2 separate regions of the Mus musculus genome follow, and region 1 is linked to region 2. A link is a loop called in an ENCODE intact Hi-C map of the cell type or tissue named here. Cell type or tissue: gastrocnemius. All regions are shown on one strand.

Evidence for each region. A loop is a pair of places that touch in the nucleus more often than their neighbours do. Peaks named below come from ENCODE experiments on the same cell type or tissue, not always from the same donor. Only the 100,000 strongest peaks of a DNase experiment are listed, where the experiment ranks them.
Region 1: it touches region 2 in a loop (3-fold over the local background); 4 of 42 quality-filtered maps call a loop at or near these places.

Annotation. Positions count from the first base shown.
Region 1 is chr15:62,135,595-62,138,094 of GRCm38, reverse strand. All of the region lies in intron 1 of Pvt1 (Pvt1 oncogene), which reads right to left. Among named protein-coding and RNA genes, the nearest start is that of Pvt1, 99 kb to the right of the region's middle. In gastrocnemius, no CTCF peak of the experiment used is centred here; DNase peaks (open chromatin) are centred at 555 and 980; H3K27ac peaks cover 1,165 bases.
Region 2 is chr15:61,986,129-61,988,628 of GRCm38, reverse strand. Myc (myelocytomatosis oncogene) reads right to left here. Exons shown (of 3, transcript NM_001177352.1): 2 at 351-1,122. The coding sequence starts at 1,107. Among named protein-coding and RNA genes, the nearest start is that of Myc, 2.0 kb to the right of the region's middle. In gastrocnemius, a CTCF peak has its summit at 1,501; DNase peaks (open chromatin) are centred at 597, 888, 1,506, 2,174 and 1 more place; H3K4me3 peaks cover 2,500 bases; H3K27ac peaks cover 2,288 bases.

The DNA.
Region 1 (2,500 bases), 150 kb before region 2:
GTATGAGTTTCCCACCTCAAGGACCCTGGGAGAAGTCTACTTCAAGGTAAAATCTAAGGCAGACACTGATGTGTAACTGACATCTGTCAATTCCCGCTCAAGCTCACAGCTATCTGGATTTCAGTTTCGGAGCCCGTCCCCACATCTCTGCGGACTCCTTCCTTCTGGCCCTATTCCAGCATCCTGCCTTAGCTCTCATGATCTTGCTATATCAGCCCTTTTTATCGAAGCATGGCTCCCCGTGTGAGCTGTCAAAAGCATTTCCCCATGACAAGCTCATACTATGTACCTTTATTAGCCCTTTTCCCTTTGCATGATTGCAAAGTGAGATACGAGACGGAGAAAGTTTCCTGGAAGAAAGTCCTTCATCTATGTCAAGGGTGATAACAACCTCCGTTTCATCATTTCTAGTGGGACGAGGCAAGATGGAGGTTGGTGGTTTATGGCTTAGGGAGGGATGGGGCAGTCTGCTGGTCTTGAGAGCCACTAGTTGCTCTCCAGCCAAGTAGAGCCCAGCATCATCCGCCCATGCCAGCTTTGCTTACAAATAAAAAAGGAGGAAAGAAAACCCTCACAGTTTAGCTTCAAAGGACCTTTCATGCCTTGCCAGGCCTCTGCCTTCGCCTCACCACGCCTCTGTCGCAAAGTACAATACATATGTTTATCTTGCTTCAAGCAGGGGTATATTAAAATACTTGAGGATTTTCCCCTCCTAACACTGGCATGTTGGCTCCCAGCGGCTGCACAGCCACATAGCATGAATTGCAAAAGCAGCCGTAAATTACTGCCTTTGCAAACACACAGATCTTTCCTGAGGTTGCAAGGCGCATCACTTTAAAGGCTGACTTTCTTCAAACTTCCAGGAACTGAGTGGCTCGGAGCCCATCTATTTAAAGGTCAGCCTAGCCATGCTGTATTTGGAGGGCTGCCTCGGACACAAGCTTATTCTCAGTCCCTGCTCCACAGCCACCACAGCCAGGCAGGCGATGAGCAGCAGTGTGTCCCCTTTCAAAGGATGCAGACCACGTGGCCAGACTCAGAGGCGCGAGGCAGGAGGCGGGTGGAGTAGGTAGACAGGGATGAACTGGAGGTAGGAAATGATTGGTTATCTCCCTCTCATCCACATGCACTGGAAGGGAGGGGTAGGGGTGGGATGGTGGTGATGATTCCATGGTTGAATCTCAAAACTGAGCAGAGGACCCCGTGTTCAGGGGCATGGCAACCCTCTGTCCTTGTTTGGAGCTCAGCTATCTAGACCCAGAGAGTGCCTTAGTGTTGCTTGTGGAAAGCAGATCAGGACTTCCTTGAGATCATCACGGTTGGAGATTTAGAGGGGTTATTAATTCTTGCCGTGAAATAGTACCTGGGATAACATTAGGGAAAAATGCTATTTTCTGCTTGTGGTCAGTCCATTGTGGCAAGATTGTAATGAAGCACACAGCTCATGCCAATGAAGAAAGAAAAGGACAGAGAGACACACAGAGAGAATATGCTGGCTGGCTTCTATGGAGTCTAGGCCCACAGGCTAAAGGATGGTACTGCCTATCTTCAGTGTGGGTTTTATCCTCCCAATTATTCCTCTCTGAAACACCCTCAGAGACACTTTCAAGCCCTGCTTTATTAACTCTACAATGGTTTTTAATCCAGTGAGGTTGACAGTGCAGGGCTGGAGGGATGGCTCAGCGATTAAGAGCCCAGAGGTCCTGAGTTCAATTCCCAGCAACTACATGGTGGCTCACAGCCATCTGTAATGAGATCCAATGCCTTCTTCTGATCAAGGGGAAGGCTGGGGTCAGGATGCAGACAATCCCCAGGAAGAACTATCACTCATGACAGGTATGCTGGGCTAAGTGATCAAATGAGATTCCTCTTGAAGACAGGCTAGGGAAGCAGATATCACCAGGGTTAGAGCAAAAGACAAAGAACCAGTCAGTTCAGTTATGGGAGGAGAAAGGATCCTCACTAAACTGACCCAAGAGTCTACAGAAGGGGATGTCCCTTACCCACCAGCTATCACCTAACACCCATCTCTCTGCTTAAACTCTGCTGGTAGATTGGCCTATGTCGTGCAGTAAGAAAACTGCTACTGGTTGAGCATACGCAAAGGCCCTGGGGTATATATGGGAAGTAGCCCGAGGGTTTGTTCACAACATCTAGGGAAATTGTCACTTGTTTGAATTCATTCAGCAAGCAAGGGAAGGTGGTTGATTGCAAAGTCCCTGTGGTGGTTTGAATATGCTTGGCCTAGGATGTGGCACTATTAGGAGGTATAGTCTTGTTGGAGGAAGTGAGGCAGGCACTTTAGGGGGTGGGCTTTAGGGCCTTTCTCCTAGCTGCCTGGAAGCCAGTCTTCTTCTGTTTGCCTCTAGAACAAGATATAGAACTCTCATCTCCTCTAGTGCCATGCCTGCCTAGATACTGCCGTGCTTCCTGCCATGACGATAATGGGCTGAACCTCTGAACCTATAAGCCAGCCACAATTAACTGCTGTTCTTATAAG
Region 2 (2,500 bases):
AGTTCCTTTATCCTCATTCACACCCTTCCCAGGGTAATTAAAATGCTTAGGAGGGGTAAAGGGAGTGGATGGAGCTGAAAGATAAGCCAGAAGATTTAAAAACCCAAATGAAATTCCTGAGGGGTGGGAAGGGTGGGGGGTGGGGGTGACAACCAGGGCGGTCTGGGGGGGGGGGGGGGAGGGGAGGGAGGGATAGCTGAAGCACGGGAATCCAGGGATGAAGAGCTCTTAGACAGAAGGGAAAGAAAGGGGGAGCCCCGGAGGCCAATTGAATTAATGCCAATGAGTGGTGGAGAAGGAGGTCCATCCAACCTCTCGCTTCCTACCCTGCTGTGAATGGGGTAGCTTACCAGAGTCGCTGCTGGTGGTGGGCGGTGTCTCCTCATGCAGCACTAGGGGCTCAGGGCTGGCCCGTGGGGAGGACTCGGAGGACAGCAGCGAGTCCGAGGAAGGAGAGAAGGCCGTGGAATCGGACGAGGTACAGGATTTGGGCGAGCTGCTGTCGTTGAGCGGGTAGGGAAAGACCACTGAGGGGTCAATGCACTCGGACGCGGCGGCGGTGAGGTCCTGCAGGTACAGGCTGGAGGTGGAGCAGACGCTGTGCCCGCGGGCGGGGCTCAGGCTGGTGCTGTCTTTGCGCGCAGCCTGGTAGGAGGCCAGCTTCTCCGAGACCAGCTTGGCAGCGGCTGAGAAACCGCTCCACATACAGTCCTGGATGATGATGTTCTTGATGAAGGTCTCGTCGTCAGGATCGCAGATGAAGCTCTGGTTCACCATGTCTCCTCCAAGTAACTCGGTCATCATCTCCAGCTGATCGGCGGTGGAGAAGTTGCCACCGCCGCCGTCATCGTCTTCCCTTGGGGAGAAGGACGTAGCGACCGCAACATAGGATGGAGAGCAGAGCCCGGAGCGGCGGCTCGGGGACAGGGGCGGGGTGGGAAGCAGCTCGAATTTCTTCCAGATATCCTCACTGGGCGCGGGCGGCTGCAGCTCGCTCTGCTGTTGCTGGTGATAGAAATTCTCTTCCTCGTCGCAGATGAAATAGGGCTGTACGGAGTCGTAGTCGAGGTCATAGTTCCTGTTGGTGAAGTTCACGTTGAGGGGCATCGTCGTGGCTGTCTGCTGGAGGGGGCACAGCAAGGGAAGCAAGTCTAGAGTTATCCAGCTCTGGTTGGTGCGGAAACCTGGCGCAGCGCGTACCCCAATCCTGAACCACTCCCCTTTCAGCGTGCTGTACTTCCAAGTGTGTGTGTGTGTGTGTGTGTGTGTGTGTGTGTGTGTGTGTGTGTGGTTGGGGGGGAGGCATGCACTCTTTTACTCCCTACTATCAGTGACGCTCGTCGGACTAGCAGCTGCTCCGAGTCCCCGCCTCCTTCGAGCAGGGACTTAGCCCTGCAGACGCCCAGGAATCGCCATCGGCCTTGGCTTCAGAGGCTGAGGGAGGCGACTGTAGGGAATACAGTCTGCTAAGAGCCGAGGCGCAAAGTTTTGCGCCACCTGAAGGAGAAAGGCGAGAGGCGCCGCGTCGCTCGGCCCCCTCCCGTGTGCCGGCTCTCTGCGCCGCCGACCGGGTCCGAGTCCCTATTCGCGCCGTCGCCGCGCTCCTACCCAGCCGGCGCCGCCGCCCCTCTCCGCCCTCCTCTTTCTCCACCCCCAGCGCGCCCCCTTCCTTCCTTTGCCGGCTTTTCTTTCCGATTGCTGACTTGGAGGAGAGAGCTCAGTCTCCGGCTATCACAAGCCTCTCGAAATAAAAGGGGAGGGGGTGTCAAATAATAAGAGACACCTCCCTTCTACACTCTAAACCGCGACGCCACTGCACCAGAGACCCTGCAGCGATTCAGCACTGGGTGCAGGGCGTCTTCCCTCTCCCCGCCGAGGGTAGCAGCTGTTACGGAACCGCTCAGATCACGACTCACCGCAGTCTTCCTAGCAATTCAGGGGCGCGAGGGATACCCGCGGATCCCAAGTAGGAATGTGAGGATTCCCTCTGGTTTCCCCCAAGTCAACGAATCGGTCACATCCCTGTCCCAATTTTGCTTCTCCTCACTGCGCTAGCCCAACATCAAGTCCTAGTGCCGCGGGGGTCAGGCTTAAATTTTACTACGATCACTATTTTTAAAGCCAAAATAGCAACTTCTTAAAAGGCTCAGGGACGGGTTGCGATCGCCGCCGGGGATTGGCGGGCGGGACGCACCTCCGTGTCGGTCCCAGGCTGTCAGAAATGCACCAAGCTGAAATTTAAATGCCCTCTCAGAGACTGGTAAGTCAGAAGCTACGGAGCCTTCTCGCTCCCAAACGCAAAAGGTAATCCCTTCTCCAAAGACCTCAGGATTCCAAGGGCTTTCTTTGGCCACCACGAAGCGACCTCCCGGTTTGACCCCTCAAAGGACACATATCAATTAATGTAGCAAAGCAAGAATGTCCAACCGGCCGGGTCAGCGTCAGCCCATAGTAACCTCGGGAACCCCGCTTCAAAATGCATCCCGGTTTTTCCCTTCCC